Regions from separate parts of the Homo sapiens genome. Here region 1 is linked to region 2. A link is a loop called in an ENCODE intact Hi-C map of the cell type or tissue named here. Cell type or tissue: A673. All regions are shown on one strand. Each heading gives the region's core, and the rest is flanking DNA. Links, peaks and the distances in the headings are about the cores only.

The links. Peaks named below come from ENCODE experiments on the same cell type or tissue, not always from the same donor. Only the 100,000 strongest peaks of a DNase experiment are listed, where the experiment ranks them.
Region 1: a loop joins it to region 2, with 9 times the contacts of the local background. A loop is called at or near these places in 24 of 110 quality-filtered maps.

Annotation. Positions count from the first base shown.
Region 1 is chr5:17,198,909-17,207,738 of GRCh38, reverse strand. The region is part of intron 1 of BASP1-AS1 (BASP1 antisense RNA 1); the gene reads left to right. It also overlaps the pseudogene DCAF13P2. Among named protein-coding and RNA genes, the nearest start is that of BASP1-AS1, 14 kb to the left of the region's middle. RefSeq lists a silencer at 4,183-4,262. In A673, for the core only: a CTCF peak has its summit at 4,191 (motif pointing right); a DNase peak (open chromatin) is centred at 4,218; H3K27ac peaks cover 880 bases.
Region 2 is chr5:16,686,837-16,695,666 of GRCh38, reverse strand. MYO10 (myosin X) reads left to right here. Exons shown (of 41, transcript NM_012334.3): 27 at 1,053-1,296; 28 at 5,748-5,843. Among named protein-coding and RNA genes, the nearest start is that of RETREG1, 74 kb to the right of the region's middle. In A673, for the core only: CTCF peaks have their summits at 5,043 and 5,245 (motif pointing left); a DNase peak (open chromatin) is centred at 5,236.

The DNA.
Region 1 (8,830 bases), core at 2,244-7,243, 510 kb before region 2:
CCTCAGGTGATCCACCCACCTTGGCCTCCCAAAGTGCTGGGATTACAGGTATGAGCCACCACGCCGGACCCTGACTTTTTTTTTTTTTTTTTTTTTTTTTTTTGAGACAGAGTCTCGCTCTGTAGCCCAGGCTGGAGTGCAGTGGCGTGATCTCAGCTCACTGCAACCTCCACCTCCCAGGTTGTAGCAATTCTCTTGCCTCAGCCTCCAGAGCTCCTTCTTGGATGGGGATGCTGAAGACCCCACCTGAGGGTGGGGAAGTGGAATTAGCCTAAAGGACATATGTAACTACTGGTATAAAAAATGCCACCCACTGCATAAACTTGTGTTTGTCACTATATTTTTTTTTCTTTTGGTGGGTTGGCGGGGGACAGAGCCTCACTCTGTTGCCCAGGCTGGAGTGCAGTGGTGCAATCTTGGCTCACTGCAGTCTCCGCCTCCTGGGTTTCAGCGACCCTCCTGCCTCAGCCTCTGGAGCAGCTGGGATTACAGGCGCCCACCACCACGCCCGGCTGATTTTTTTGTATTGTTAGTAGAGACGGGGTTTCGCTGTGTTGGCCAGGCTGGTCTCAAACTCTTGACCTCCGGTGATCCACTCACCTCAGCTTCCCAAAGTGCTGGGATTACAGGTGTGAGCCACCAGGCCCAGCCATGTCATTATATTTCTTAATGTTGTCATTAACTGATAATCTCAAAAGTACTGACTTTTTTTTTTTGGGCAGTCTCTCTCTCTGTTGCCCAGGTTGGAGTGCAGTTGCTCGATCTTGTCTCACTGCAACCTCCACCTCCTAGGTTCAATCGAGTCTCATGCCTCAGTCTCCCAAGTAACTGGAATCATTTTTAGTAGAGACACGGTTTCACCATGTTGGCCAGGCTGGTCTCAAACTCCTGACCTCAGGTGATCCACCCGCCTTGGCCTCCCAAAGTGCTGGGATTACAGGTGTGAGCTGCCACCACGCCCGACCCTAACTTTTTTTTTTTTTTTTTTCAGACGGAGTCTTGCTCTGTCGCCCAGGCTGGAGTGCAGTGATGGATCTCGGCTCACTGCAACTTCTGCCTCCCGGGTTCTAGCAATTCTCCTGCCTCAGCCTCCCGAGTAGCTGGGATTACAGGCGTCTGCCACCACGCCCAGCTAATTTTTTGTATTTTAGTAGAGACGGGGTTTCACTGTGTTGCCCAGGCTGGTCTCAAACTCCTCAGGTGATCCTCCTGCCTTGGGCTCCCAAAGTGCTGGGATTACAGGCATGAGCCACGGCACCTGGCCAACATATTTTTTTAAGAACAGTTGAAAACTAAGTTTAAGCACAGAGTCCATGCCTTCAGAAATACAGAGTCTGATAGAGATGCTGATAATCTAGAGCAGAAGTCAGCAAAATTTTTCATAAAGGGTCAAATAGTGAATATATTTTGCTTTGAAAGCCATGAGATTTCTGTTGACACTACCCACCACTGCCACTGTATCAGGATGCAGCCACAGACAATGTGTCAACAAATGGACATGGCTATGTTCCAATAAAACTTTATTTACATAACACCTAGCAGGTCACTCTTGACACAAGGGAAGCAGTTTGCCCATTCCTGATCTGTATCATTAATAATTTGCTTCTGCTAAAATCACTCCTAAACTATAATAATGTGAGTTTGAAGGTTCCTTTCAAATAACTCAAATTGCTTTAATATGTATTATCTTATCTACCTTAGGAAATTATCTGGGAGCAACAAATAAATGGAGAAAAAAGAGTTCTCTAATTTTTTAACATGTCATATACAGAATTTCATGTGAATATTTCCACATTCTCAAATCATTATTTTTTCTTTTCACTAAGGTTAACTCTGTACATTCTTTCATGTATTTAAATACATTTCATTGTTTTTTTCATCCACTCAAAACATTTATGACATAAGGTGATGACATTTGAATTTAATCCCAATTTCCATTAGGAGAGGCTTATACTCCCTTCTGAGGTTTATTTTATTTTAATCTCATGAATTTCACAATATCCTAGTAATTGAAATATAGCTTGAAATATCTGCCAATGTAATCTGGAATTATCTCCTTGTAGAGAAGCAAAATGGGGGGAAGAAAGCAAGTAATGTCAGTCAACTAAAAGGCATAGAGATAAAAGGAAATGAAATAGGAAGCAGAATAAATGCCAGGTTTAGTGCACGACATTTTTCTGAATGGGACATTTTTTAACATTCTACAATATAATACTTTTACCTCATGATATAGGATAGCAGATGAATCCTGGCTAAATGAATAGATGCAGATGTATTTTCAGTTATCTTAGATTAATTCCTGAAGACTGCAGTTTAATAATTCTGAGTCTGAATTTCATTTTTATTATATCACTACATGTTGAGAACCCTTCAAAAGTTTGTCTAGTTCAATTCTAAAATTCAACTGAGGCTGGGCACAGTGGCTCATGCCTGTAATCTCAGCACTTTGGGAGACCGAGGCGGGCAGATCACCTGAGGTCAGGAGATCGAGACCAGCCTGATCAACATGGTGATACCCTGTCTGTACTAAAAATACAAAAATTAGCCAGGCGTGGTAGTGCATACCTGTAGTCCCAGCTACTTGAGAGGCTGAGGCAGGAGAATCACTGGAATCCAGGGGCAGAAGTTGCAGTGAGCAGAGATCGCACCACTGCACTGAAGCCTGGGTGACAGAGCGAGATTCCATCTCAAAAAAAATTAAATTAAATTAAATTCAGTTGAAACAACAATGTTTTGAAAAGCTTTTTAAAACACTCTTTAAAATTTAGAACTGAAAGAAACCATGTCCAAAAATACACAGCCAAGTCCCCTCCCACATTCGGGGTAGGTATTGATAACCAATCAATATCAATCAATCAAAGCATTCTTTCTGTGGCTAAAAAGTATTTCGTAATACTATGCCCCAGATTCTACTGCCAGTTAATCTGATCTCACCCCAAAGCTGATATGTCATTGTCATCTGCACTGTAGTCCAATTTCTTCATGTTATAAATTGAAAATCTAAGACATATTGAGGTTAAAGGATCTTCTCAGTGCCAAAGATGCTGCTCCAGTCAGTTCAACGCCTTTCTGCTTCTGTTTTTGCAATACCAGATTGCCCCTACACCAGGAGGGGATGGGGTGGCCACTATGGCAACATGAATTTTAAACATATGCAAACTAAACATAATTTGAGTCACCTACTAAACACTGGAAACGATTCCTGAGTGCTGGGAATTCAGCAACAAACAGGGCAGACGCAAGGCTTGCAGGCATAAGAGGTAAAAAGAATAAGGTCACTCCAGATAGTGCTTCCTCTCAGGAGGGGCCGCTTTCTAATGAACGCTTGTGGAAGGTGTGTAGGAGGAGGAGAGCTGAGCCATGAGAGCCAGCCCTGCGATCATGAGGAGAGGATGGTAGTGGGTACAGGGTGCCGCTAGTTGAGAGCCACAAAGGCTTGCTGGAAGGAGGCAAGGGCAGCAGTCTGCTGTGTTCAGTGCTGAGAGATAGAGTGGGGTGAGGACCCAGGGGCGCTTTGGGGATGGGAGTGGTGTGTGGCGCTGGCTGGACAGGTTCCAGGGGAGTGGTGGTAACAGATGCCCTGGGCTAAGGTGAGTGGAGGGGAATGGAGACAGTGAACACAGACGAAACTTTCCAGAAGTTTTATTGATTGTGACAGGAAGCAGAGAAATGCAGCATTAGCTAGAGAGAATTTTGGATTAAGGAAAAGGTTTTGTAATGAAGGCTTTTGAGAGCGTGTGTATATGCTGATAGGTATACAAGGGCCAGGGAGCTGAATGTTGGAGGAAGAGGAGCCAGATACAGATGCAAAGTCCTTGAGTCCTTGAGTCCTTGAAAAGGCAAGGTGTGTTTGGGTGCAGGGAATAGAAACAGGAAAGGGATGGGCTTTATAGGAACAGGGGTATTTTGCCTACCTACAGAATGAAGAATGATAGGGAAGAGGGGCTCCCATGTAGGTAGGCTATTAGGTTAAGAGGCTGATGAAGGTGGGATACGTTTCCAAATACTAACTTAGATACACATGTTCTTATGCTATGAGACATAAACTCCAGAATAGTGTGGCTCCTAGTCCATTTCATTCACTGCTGTAAGCTCAGAGCCTAGAACAGAGCGTGGTGACTGTGACATTAGACACTCAATAAGTATGTGTGGAAGCAAAGGCACTGCAGAGCCCTGGTTTTGCCAGTCTGGTTTTCCAAATAACCACAAGGTGGCAGGCTTGTTCAAAAAAAAACAGTATCGCTTACTTGGCTAATTTCTACTGTGTAATAAGTAATAAGCCCAGTATGACTTTTAAGTGAATTTTTTTTTTTCTAGATGGAATCTCGCTCTGCCGCCAGGCTGGACTGAAGTGGCGCAATCTCGGCTCACTGAAACCTCTGCCTCCTGGGTTCAAGCGATTCTCCTGCCTCAGCCTCCCGAGTATCTGGGACTACAGGCACGTGCCACCACGCCCAGCTAATTTTTGTATTTTCAGTAGAGACGGGGTTTCACCAAGTTGGCCAGGATGGTCTTGATCTCTTGACCTTGTGATCCACCCGCCTTGGCCTCCTAAAGTCCTGGGATTACAGGTGTGAGCCACCGCGCCCGGCCAGGATTAGTTCTTTGTTCATCCCAAATGTTTACTTGCTGTCCACATGTGGCAAAAACAGCTTCTTTCCAGTGATGATCAGTCCCAGTGTCCGCCGCCTTCTTAATACCATATGCAAAAGGACTTCCCCTTCTCCATAGCCTGAGCCCTCCAATTCCCACTGCTTCACAGTCCTGTCATCACCAACAGTAAAAAAAAAAGAACTCCCAGCCGGGCGCGGTGGCTCACGCCTGTAATCCCAGCACTTTGGGAGGCGAAGGCAGGCAGATCACGAGCTCAGAAGATCGAGACCCTCCTGGCTAACACGGTTAAACCCCATCTGTGCTAAAAATACAAAAAATTAGCCGGGCGTGGTGGCGGGCGCCTGTAGTCCCAGCTACTCGGGATGGTGAGGCAGGAGAATGGCATGAACCCGGGAGGCAGAGCTTGCAGTGAGCCGAGATCGCGCCACTGCCCTCCAGCCTGGGCGACAGAGCGAGACTCCGTCTCAAAAAAAAAATTAAAAAATAAGAAAAGTCCCACAAAAGTGAGGACATATTCCTCGTACAAAGCCTTCATGTGCTTGTATTGTACGGACACATTTCCGTTGAGTCAGGTTCCAGATTCTAACCTCTCCATCACATGGCCCAGAAAGGACAGGAGCCAGGCTCCTTGGATGCTTTGCCAAGCAATTGACTCCGTCTCAGTGACCATTCAGGGAAAAAGGAATGGTTTTGCAAATACTCTTTCCAGTTTGACAGCATTTAAAGCTCTTAAGTATTCTCGTGGGACCGCAGAAGGATGTAGGGTAGGATCATAGTTTCTGGGAAGTCTGTAAATCCAACTTGCTTTCACAGACATAGTTATCCGGGTTCCAGCTCAGCATCTTCACCTTCCTCTTGGTTGTTCTTCCCGCCAAACTCCACGAGCTTTTCATTCCGGGTTCCTATTTTCTCGTAGAAATGATTTCCCCTGAAAATAACAATACTTACTGCCTCTCAGCTATTTCTTACATTTGGCAAATTTCAAAGTCACATGAGAAATGTAAAACACTAGAGAATCCCCCATATGAAACAGGATCTTCTCTGAGATCACCTAAGGTGTCTGGACTCTTGATTTTAGAATCTGAATTTCATTTGTATAAGTCAGATAAGATTCCATCGGCTGTTTTTGTTTTGCTCTTTTTTTGTTTTTTGTTTTGTTTTGTTTTGTTTTTGTTTTTTTAGACACGGTCTCACTCTGTTGCCAGGCTGGAGTGCAGTGGTGCGATCTCGGCTCACTGCAACCTCCGCCTCCCGGGGTTCAAGTGACTCTCCTGCCTCAGCCTCCTGAGTAGCTGAGACTACAGGCATGCGCCACCACGCCTGGCTAACTTTTGTAATTTTTGGTAGAGACAGAGTTTCACCATGTTGTCCAGGCAGGTCTCCTGACCTCAACCAATCCGCCAGCCTCAGCCTCCCAAAGTGCTGGGATTACAGGCGTGAGCCACCGCACCCAGCCTTAGATTGGCTCTTTTGAAAAGAAATCTCTTGGTGTTTTTCCTTATAGAGAATTTCTTAATATTTTTTTCCCCTAACTACACCCTGGGATATTGAAAATTCAGGTGAAAATTAATTTTTGTTCTTTTTTTAAAATTGGCATATAGGCCGGGGGGTGGTGGCTCACGCCTATATGCCGGGCTCCCAAAGTGGCTCAGCACTTTTGAAGGCTGAGGCGGATGGATCACCTGAGGTCAGGAGTTCAAGACCAGACTGGCCAATATGGTGAAACCCCATCTCTACTAAAAATACAAAAATCAGCTGGGTGTGGTGGTGGGCGCCTATAATCCTAGCTACTCGGGGGGCTGAGGCATGAGAATCGCTTGAACCCAGGAGGCGGAGGTTGCAGTGAGCTGAGACTGCACCACTGCACTGCAGCCTGGATGACAGAGCTAGACTCTGACTCAAAAAAAAAAGTGATATATAGGGTTTGATTCTGATGCTTCTGTGTGATTATGTCCCTGACACTGTATTTTTGTTCTGTTTTGCTTTGCTTGCATTTGAATTAGATAAAATCTATATAGTCTTTTAGGTGTTCAAATCAATTGCTTCCTTTATAGAGTTTGAGAATTGGACGCCATCCTTACCCTGCTTCATTTTCCTCACCAGTAGAGTGGGAGAATAGCAGTATCTATCTGTGGGGGGTTGTATTACCCAAAACATTTGTTGCCCCTCCCTGGTGGAGGACTGTGCTTTCCCCATCCACTGATGTCGCACGTGGCCATGGGATTTGAGATGCCCTTCCAAGTAGTAGGATAAAACCTCCCTGGCCCATTGAGGTCAGGAGGGACCCTGTGACTTGCTTTGGCCATTGAATTGCGGGGAGATGTGATGTGTTTCACGTCTGAACAGAAGTTCAAGAACTAGCTCCTGGCTTGCCATCACTCCTTTCCTTTTGCCAATCTCCACCCACGTACTGCACTTGCTTCCATGACACAGCCCCATGACGGACACAGCATGTGGGCAAGAAGTAAACATGAATGGCTATGAGCCTCTGAGATCTGGGGACTATTTTTTAACTGAGGCATTACTTAGTCCAAGTTAACTGATACAATATATGGTGACTGTGAGAATAAGTGAGCTCATATCTGTAAAATCCTTAGCCCCATGTGTGGTATATCTTAAGCAACGAATACATATTATTAATATCCTTGATCACTATTCATTCATTCAATTTATCTGCCATATTGAGGATAAAAGCCCATGTAAAACTATCTAATTTCCCTTACAAAGTGTTGGCATAATTCAGAGGTTTAAAATGAGATTTAGAGTCCAATAAAGAGGTTACGATATCCTCTCCATGGAAAGCAGTGAGAAGTGCAGAGGACAAAGTGCCAATTCATGGGACGCATGTGCTCCAGAATATGTCTCGGGCCACTAGCAGTAATTTCCCTGGCACTGCAACTCTGCCTTCGTGGCCTTTTATAGTTCAGAAGGTACACATTTCTTTGACTGCTCAAAACAACCAGTAAGAAGAAATCACTCAACCTAAGATACTCTTAAATTTTGATTCAATTATATTGAATGATTATCTTCTTCCACTTATGATAGTGAGTTCTTGGCACCTAGGAAAGGCAAATGCACACACCCCTATCTGTGCTAGGGAAGGGTAAAAGAGCCAGGCCTATTTGGTGCCAAATTAGAATTATTTTGATATCTCCTTGACGTAGCTGAATGTCAAAAATGCAGATGCATTCTAAGGTCCCAAAGAATGCAAATGTACTTTCAAATTGATGTCAACTTAGTGCTTTTCATACAGTTTTGAATATTTGCATGTTAACAAAAACGTCCTGAGTGATGTCGATTCTGAACTGCAGTTCCCACCGATTCTTTCCACCCAGATCAAGCACCACAGACTCCACCCATTCAGATAATTCACAGCAATATTCCTTCATTTGGGCCCTTGAGTGAAGAAGAAAGCAGTTTACACTGTAATTCTTTCACTGGAGGGTCTGAAAGCCTGTCACCTACAGAAATCCTCCAAGGCCCAGGACTTAGAGGCAGGGGTTCCCTCCAAATCATTCAAGAGGCAAGCACCTCCAAGCTCCCTGATTCCCACCCTTGTCTGGAAACACGTCTGGAGAAACTGACTCCAAGTGGCGCCAGTCCATTTGTTTGTTACTGATAAGCACAGAGGAGGGAGATTGAGGCGCAGACCTGAAAATGGGGAAATTAACCTTAGTCAGCCAACTGATGTGAGCGTGCCTATTCCATTTTCCACAATCTGATCCCAGAAGTCTGTAACCAGGAAAATACCCACCAATAGGATACTGGAGGCTTCTCTGGAGACCAGGTTCCCTAATGAAGAGGCCAGCTGGCTCTCTAGCCAAAATGAGTTTTGCACCTACTGGGAAACCCACTTTTTCACAAGCTCTGCCTAAACTTGCAAATTGCTTTTATGTATTTTAGTCTTAATTATAAAAGGACAGCCAAGGATTGCCAGGTATTTAAGAAAACTTGCAGTTGGGTGCGGGGACTCACGCCTGTAATCCTAGTACTTTGGGAGGCCAAGGCAGGTGGACCACTTGAGGTCAGGAGTTCGAAACCAACCTGACCAATATGGCAAAACCCCGTCTCTACTAAACACACACACACACACACACACACACACAAAATTAGCGGGGCATGGTGGCAGGCGCCTATAAGGCTGAGGCAGGAAAATGGCTTGAACCCAAGAGGTGGAGGTTGCAGTGAGCCAAGATTGCACCATTGCACTCCAGCC
Region 2 (8,830 bases), core at 2,467-7,466:
GCAGGTTGGGGAATCTGGAATACAAAATTATCCTCCCTGAAGAGCATAGCAAGATTTTTTTATCCTATGAAAGATAACATCTGTATATTTAAGTTCAAATCTTAGTGTAGTTTGTACTCTTGCTTTCTTTTTTTTTTTTTCATAGTCTCAGTCTTATACCTGTAAACCATTTTCAGATGATGCTTTTCTTTGAAAAGATGTTTTTCTCCAAAAAGCCATATTGTCTTTACCTGTGTAAGTTAGACTTTATCAGTCAACCCTGGAATCACTGATAATTCTTGTTCGCACATTGACCAAATATGGAAGGAAATGGGTAAACTTTGTTTATTTTTTGAGACGGAGTCTCACTCTGTCACCCAGGCTGGAGTCTAGTGGTACAATCTCTGCTCACTGCAACCTCCTCCTCCCGGATTCAAGCGATTGTCCTACCCCAGCCTCCCAAGTAGCTGGGATTACAGGCACGCACCACCATACCCGGCTAATTTTTGTATTTTTAGTAGAGACAGGGTTTTACCGTGTTGGCCAGGCTGGTCTTGAACTCCTGACCTCAAGTGATCCACCCGCCTCGGCCTCCCAAAGTGCTGGGATTACAGGCATGAGCCACCGCTCCTGGCCCAAAAAACGGGTAAAGAAACTGGTAAACTTTGACACCATGTTAAAATAATTTTCCCTCTCTGGTGCATTTTGGGATAAGCCTGATCCATACATAGGGACATGGTTCTCACCCTTGGCTTTTGACTCATTCCTGGGTTAGAGTGTCAGTTCATTACTTGCTTTTCTATTGGCTCCTTTCAAAGCTTTCTCAGCTAAGTGAGCAGGAACTCCTTTGGATAGAAGGATTCTTGTATAATCCAGCCTGGCTGGTGTGACATCTGTGTGGTGCCCCCAGACATGAGCTAGCAGTGCCACTCCTCACTGAGGGGTCTCTGCGGTGCTGCGGCTGGGGCAGAGTCTAAGCTCGGCTAGACCTTAACACCTGCTATGCATGTTGTTGTCATCCAACTTGACTGACTTTTCTTTCACCCCTCTCTACCCAATCTCACGGGGAACAGGTGGCCTGATGAACTCTTGGAAACGCCGCTGGTGCGTCCTCAAGGATGAAACCTTCTTGTGGTTCCGCTCCAAGCAGGAGGCCCTCAAGCAAGGCTGGCTCCACAAAAAAGGGGGGGGCTCCTCCACGCTGTCCAGGAGAAATTGGAAGAAGCGCTGGTTTGTCCTCCGCCAGTCCAAGCTGATGTACTTTGAAAACGACAGCGAGGAGAAGCTCAAGGGCACCGTAGAAGTGCGAACGGCAAAGTAGGTTGCTAAGCCTGGCTGTGGCCCGATGGGTTGCTCATGGTTTATGCTGGTGGTCATAGAGCCATGCTGTGCAAGTTCCTTGCAGCGGCAGTAGCCTGTAGCAGGTGTCCTGATAGTTCAGTTCAGTAGGTTAAATTACTAGGAAACTGGGAAGCAAGACTTAATCCATGAGTACTTTGCTTTTTGTGATTACACTCAGACATGTGGCTGTCATTTGGAAGATGGCCAGCCAATTGGATCTGGAAGTTGCCTGGTGGAAACGGAATTGAATGTGTGGAGGAAGAATGGTGTGAATTTGGAACAAGTGGCTGAGTCTTTTTATGGGTTAATGTATCACTTTCAATTCCTTACTCCAGCTGTTGCCAGCAGATAAATTAGCTAAATTAAAAGCAGACAGACTGGAGGAGTTTTCCGAAATAAATCACTTCTCTTCTGTTATACCAGTGTTGGTTATACTAGCCATCCCCATTCCCAGCAGTGAGAGGAACAGGGCTGGTCTTCAAATCCAACATGCCCCCTTTTCTGCCACACCCTTATAGAACCAAAGCTTTGGACTATTGAGGGCCTATTATTTTTGTTAAAAGACTAAGTAATGTTTCCAGAAAATTGTTGGGAGTTACAAGCAGCTGGTTTTCTGGGGTAACTAGATACTAAGCCTGAAAACATGTTTGGGGATAACCTGTAGCCGTACTCCACTCAAAACTGAGTGACCTCAAATATTTAGAAAAGTAGTAAAATAATCTTTGAGGGATCAAATTAATGCCTGAAGTCAGGAGCCTTAAAAGTAAAATGTTTCTAATCAGCCAGCATCCGCAACTTCAGAAAAGTATTCATTGTAAAGTGGAAAGTTAAATGAGGAGAAGAAAGTCTTTTATGTATTTGATTGTAAGGGAAAACTCATGTCTCTGCAGACGGCAGAATATTGGACATTTCCAGGCTGTCCCTTTGGAGTTCATGAGGTGCGGGAGTGCGCTTGTGAGAATCCTGGGTCTGAATCCTGCAAGGGTTCACAGCAAGGCATGGCTCTGTTGCCTCTGCCATCTTCTCTCAGCCTCACATACCGTGATGTTCCTCATCTGTCTATAGATCAATTGATTGACTGACAGGGTCTCACTCCCATTGCCCAGGCTGGAGTGCAGTGACACGATCTCGGCTCACTGCAGCCTCAACTTCCTGGGCTCAGGTGATCCTCCCACCTCAGCCTCCCGAGTTGTTGGGACTATAGGTGTGTGCCACCACGCCAGGCTAATTTTTTGTATTATTGGTAGAGACGGGGTTTCGCCATGTTGCCCAGGCTGGTCTCAAACTCGTGGGTTCAAAGCCATCCGCCTGCCTTGGTCTCCCAAGTGCTGGGATTACGGCCATGATGTTTCTCTTTAATTATCCCATAGAAGGGGCCACAAGCACCAAGAAGCTGTGAGAGAGGGAGGCATAGTATTGAATTTCACCAGAGTACATTGATGTATGTTTCTTTTGCAACTCACTTTGTATGCTGCTTAATAAAAGCTCTATTCTTAGGTGCTTCATCAGAATTATACTGAGTTATGGAAATGTTAGCTCTTATTCAGCCATTTCTGTCACCTCCTATAGAACAGGAACAGTGAGTTATTATGGAAAACTTCAATCATGGGCAAGAGTGGGTGGAAGAATATAATAAACCACGGACTTATTCCAGAGCTTTCGGTGGCTATCCACCCATGGCCAAGAGTGTTTCATCCACAGTTCTATCCAGTCCGCTCCCCCAGCAAACCACCTCCTTTTATAGCAAGTCCCTATCATATAATTTCTTCTGTAAATATTTAGTAGGTATTTAAACATTCTAATACATAATCACAATACCATTATGACATTAAAAAAATAATGTTAGCTCCTAATATTATCCAAACTCCCAGTCATTGTTCAGATTTCTGCAGTGGCCTTATTTTTTTATTTTTATTTTTATTTTTTTGAGACCAAGTCTCACTCTGTTGCCTAGGCTGGAGTGTAGTGGCACAACCTTGGCTCACTGCAACCTCTGCCTCCCTGGTTCAAGCGATTCTCCTGCCTCAGCCTCCTGAGTAGCTGGGATTACAGGTGCCTACCACCATGCCTGGCTAATTTTTGTATTTTTAGTAGAGACAGGGTTTCACATATTGGCCAGGCTGGTCTCAAACTCCTAACCTCAGGTGATCCGCACACCTCAGCCTCCCAAAGTGCTGGGATTACAGGCGTGAGCCACTGTGCCTGGCCTGCAGTTTCCTTATAAGTGGAGGTGGTAGTGTTCTTGTTGGTTTGGGTTGGTTTTATAGTTATTTTCTTCAAGTCAGAATCCAAATGAGGTCTAGATGTTGTCACTGGTTTTTAGATCACTCAAGTCTCTTTTAATGTATAGATGCCCCTCTGCCTTTCTTTCACTTGCTGTTTGTAATGGAACATGTTAGCTCGCTTATCCCATGGTTTCTAGATTTCACCAACCCTATATGGGCATGTGTTTGAACGTGTTTCTCTTTCTCATTTGTTTCTTGTGAATTGGTCATTAGACCTAGAGAGTGATCGAGTTCAGGTTTTCTTTCTGTTTAAGAGTGCTTCACTTGTGTTGGTATTGATTTCTGTTAAGAAGGCTTAGAGTAGCTGGTTGTCCTCTTGTGATGTCAGCAGTAGTTCTGATCTTGATTTTTTTTTTTTTTTTTGATACAGAGTCTCGCTCTGTCACTGAGGCTGGAGTGCAGTGGCACCATGTCGGCTCACTGCAACCTCTGCCTCCAGGGTTCAAGTGATTCTCCTGCCTCAGCCTCCCGAGTAGCTGGGACTACAGGTGTGCACTACCAAGCTTGGCTAATTTTTGTATTTTTAGTAGAGACGGGATTTCACCATGTTGGCCAGGCTGGTCTCAAACTCCTGACCTGAAGTGATCCGCCTGCCTCATCCTCCCAAAGTGCTGGGATTATAGGCATGAGCCGCCACGCCCGGCCCTGATCTTGATTTTTTTTTAAATATTTCATCTCAGTGATTCTAGCTATGAGGTCAGATAATACTTATTTTCTAACCAGACTATTTTAGTTTTGTTGCTGTAAAATACATGTTTTATTGTGAACATTTGTACTTTTTTTTTTTTTTTTGAGACGGAGTCTCACTCTTTCGCCCAGGTTGGAGTGCAGTGGCGCGATCTCAGCTCACTGCAAGCTCCACCTCCTGGGTTCACGCCATTCTCCTGCTTCATCCTCCCGAGTAGCTGGAAGTACAGGTACCTGCCACCTCACCCAGCTAATTTTTTTGTATTTTTAGTAGAGATGGGGTTTCACCGTGTTAGCCAGGATGGTCTCGATCTCCTGACCTCATGATCCGCCCGCCTCAGCCTCCCAAAGTGCTGGGATTACAGGCGTGAGCCACCACGCCCGGCCGAACATTTGCACTTCTTTAGTTATCAGAGCAAGCTGGCTTTATGCCCCAAACCCTTCTTCATCAAACGTATTACTATCTCTGGTCTGATCCTAACATCTGCTGCTGTTTTACCCTGATTTTGTTAACCTGGTTCACCAATTTTATTTCTCTAGTGTTGTTTAGGGAGGGTTGCAGATGAGATCAAGATGGTATTGAGACCAAACACCCCAAATCCTGCGCCTCACTCCCAGCACCCCTGATGGAAATAATGTGCACATCTCAAGCAGAATTCAGACGCAGATGCCCTGGCCTTAAGCTGGGAGAGAGCTGTGATGAATTAGGGAAAGAGCTCACGCCGGGCCGAGGTTGGCTTTTGTAGATTTGAGAAAGGGTCCAAAGGAAGTTGCAGGCAGGAGTGGGGGCTGCTGCCCCTGGCCTGTCTGGGTCCTGAGCAGGGGTGGGCATTGGGCAGACCAGTGTGAGGGGAGAGAGCCTCTCCCCTAGAGAAGTCAGGGGAACCCTGCTATCCCTGGCCACACCAGCAGCCTCCTCCCTGGGCAGCAGAGATGAGACTGGCTCCCCCTAGAGGGTGTCTTCATCATTGCTAAAAGAAAAACCATTGTAGGTCCCTCCATGTCTTTTGGTGACGGGTTCCAGAACCACCACCCCACTCCCCACCCCACTGCAGCCATCAAAATCCCCAGATGCTCGAGTTCCTGCTATAAAAGGATGTAGTCATTGCATGTAACCTATGCATATTCTCCCACATGCTTCAAATCGTCTCTAGATTACTTACAATAGCTAGTATGTTGCAAATGCATTGTAAATAGTAGTTACACTGTATTGTTTTTTAATTTGTAGTATTATTATTTTTTAAATTGGATTTTTATTTTTGATCTGCTGCTGGTTGAATCCACAGGTGCAGAACCCACAAATCCTGAACTCGCAGATATGGAGAGCCAACTGTGTACCGTTTCGTCAGTAACAGACAGTTCCCAACTCTAGTCATTGGCTTCATTAGTTGCTTTCCTCAGTTATTCAGAATTTGGTGTTCCTGATGTGCGTTTGTTGCTTTTGCTTCTTTGCAGAGAGATCATAGATAACACCACCAAGGAGAATGGGATCGACATCATTATGGCCGATAGGACTTTCCACCTGATTGCAGAGTCCCCAGAAGATGCCAGGTGAGTCTGCGCTGTTGACTTTGTGTTACCCACATCCTGCTCCCTCATGCACAGGTGTGAGCATCACACAGAGCACTGTTTACTGTACTGGCCTTGAAAAATTTTAATTGACTTTTTTTGAAGAACCAAGAGTCATACGAGATTGATGCACTTGTCCCTTGGGGAATCTTTCCCTGGGCAAATGTGTTCAAGTACAGCACAGAGTTCAGGATTTCCAGCCTCCAGTGCCACTAGACAGATCCATTGTCACCTGTCTCTCAGGCTGTTACTGTCACCGGTAGCGTGTGTAAATTATACAGCTGCATGAAGCTGAAAATCTACCCTCTGGAAGCTTCTGAGCTTTGAAAGTGAATCATTTGTGTTTGCATAAGGACGAAAAAGGGCAGGGAGCAGTAACTAATGGCTGTTTAAGTAACTGATAGTGCTATGGCACTGGGGGGTTTTAAAGATCTTAATATTGAAGAATTCAACGGAAGAGGTACTAACTTACACAGAACTTACTATTAGCTTGGTGCAAAAGTAATCACAATTATATTTCAGGCTAATATTCTAAATGTTTCATACCTAAGTATTTCAGGAAGTATTCTAAATGCTTCATAAATATTAACTCTTTTGATTCTCTTGGATCCTGCAAGGTAGACATTAATTATTACCATCATCCATACTTTGCAGAATAAGAGACTAGGGTACAGAGAACGGTTAGTATCATTTGTAATGCAGTGCAACCTCAATTCTGTTGAATGGAGACATTGAACTTCTTAAAAACATTTGCTCCTAAGGAGCTTTAACTTTTGACTGAGATTAGAAGAGGGTGGAGGCCTTCATTGGCTGGGGCAAGTTGTCTGTAGCTTCCTGGACTTCAGGTTTCCATGCTGGAGTGCTGAGGAGACATAGCACAAAATTAAGGAGACTTAGCATTTGCTCTTCAGTGTGATGGATCACAGGGTCACCTTGTGGATCTGACACCGTGGAACGTCTGTCCTGTCTATTCCTGCAGCTTGTGAGTTTGTGAGTCTGCAGGGTTATGCTGGAGGTGTCTGAGCAATGCCAGAGAACATCTTTTTTTTTTTTTTCTTTTTTTTTGAGACAGAGTTTCTCTCTTGTTGCCCAGGCTGGAGTGCACTGGTGCAATCTTGGCTCACCGCAGCCTCCACCTTCCAGGTTCAAGCAATTCTCCTGCCTCAGCCTCCCAAGTGGCTGGGATTACAGGCATGCACCACCACGCCTGGCAAATGTTGTATTTTTTATAGAGATGGGGTTTCTCCATGTTGGTCAGGCTGGTCTCGAACTCCCGATCTCAGATGATCTGCCCATCTCAGCCTCCCAAAGTGCTGGGATTACAGGCGTGAGCCTCTTCCTGGCTGAGAACGTCTTTTAATTTACGAGGGTAACATCCAATAGCCGAATTCTTCAATTCTCAGCCCCAAGATCATTAGGACCTTCTAGTATGTTCTCAGGACCCCTCACTACCCCTTGCCCTTTGAATCTTTCTGAGTTGATACAGTACCATGATAGCAACATTAAGGGTAAAGACACCAGAAAATAATTCTTCCCATGGGAACAAACTAAAACACCTGCTTAGACCCATAAATTCTAACACAAACTGGAAAAACAAGCAAACCTGGAATTATAGCCCATCATTCTGTCTGGGACTCCTGGAGACCACATGTGGTTGTTTGTGGCCCAGGGAATGCCTGCAGCTTTTCAGCTGAATTATAGGCCCAGCGTTTGGCAGCTGCCCTGTCTGTTTTATGCCACGATGAACCTGCTAAATTTAACCTTTGGAATATTTTAGCCAAGGACTTTTTCTCCTGACCAGTGGAACACTATTTTAAAAAAATTCCTTTTCAGATTCCAAGTTATACTTGATTCAAGAGAAGAAATTTATAAATTTAAGAGTCTAATCTAGACAGAATTGAAAGTGCAACAAATTTGATGCCTTTGTGTATGTGATTCCTACAACTTGAATGTATGTCTTTTTCAATGTTTAATTTGGGATATTTTTGAGATGAGCAAAGCAATGAAGTCTTGCTGTTTGGTTAACCAGAATGGATAGTGCAAATTTATATTAAAGTGTTTTCCTTGTTGTATACAAGAGATATGCATATCTCTTGTATATGTTGAATATTTTCAAGCTTGTAGTCACATTTTTCTCCCTTAGGAAGCACGCGAGATAGATTTTAGTGCTTTGCTGTAAATCGTTTGCACAGCCTACCTTTACATATGGTGTCATTTTTTTAACTTAAACATGCCATTGGATACCAAGTACTTCCCCTCTGCCTTAAACAGTAGGAGTATATATATATTTTGTGTCTTATAAGCCCCCAGCAGGAGAAGGATACCCTAGCGTCTCTTTCATATTTGATAGCGCTCACATTTTGTAGTTGGTCAGTAAATGCTAGATGGATGCATGTCTGTTCATAGTCATTTTCCTGATGCTTTGTTCTGCTTGATTTTTCTTAAGTTGACATGTTTTGTTTCGTTTTGTATTTGTTTTTTTTGTGAGGCAGAGTTTTGCTCTGTCACCCAGGCTGGAGTGCAGTGGAATAATCGTGGCTCATTGCAGCCTTGGCCTTCTGGGCTCAGGTGATCCTCCTGCCTCAGCCTCCCGAGTAGCTGGGACTATAAGCATGTACCACTACACCCAGCTAATTTTTTATTTTTCGTAGAGACTGGGCCTCAGTAAATTTCCCAGGCTGGTCTCAAATTCCTGGGCTCAAGCCATCCTCCCACCTTGGCCTCCCAAAGTGCTGGAATCACAGGTGTGAGCCACCATGCCCAGACACGTTTTCCTTTATTTTCTGATTGTGATGAGGTTGGATGTGAGAGTACTCATTTGAAATAAAGATGGAAGAGTTCTCTGGTCAAAATAGTTTTCTACTTTAAAACAGTTATTTTTCATTTCCAACTCTCCTGTGGTTTTATTGACTTGAGTAGAAATGCTGTTAGATGGTTGAAAACCCCATCCTGGGAATACATAACAAAAA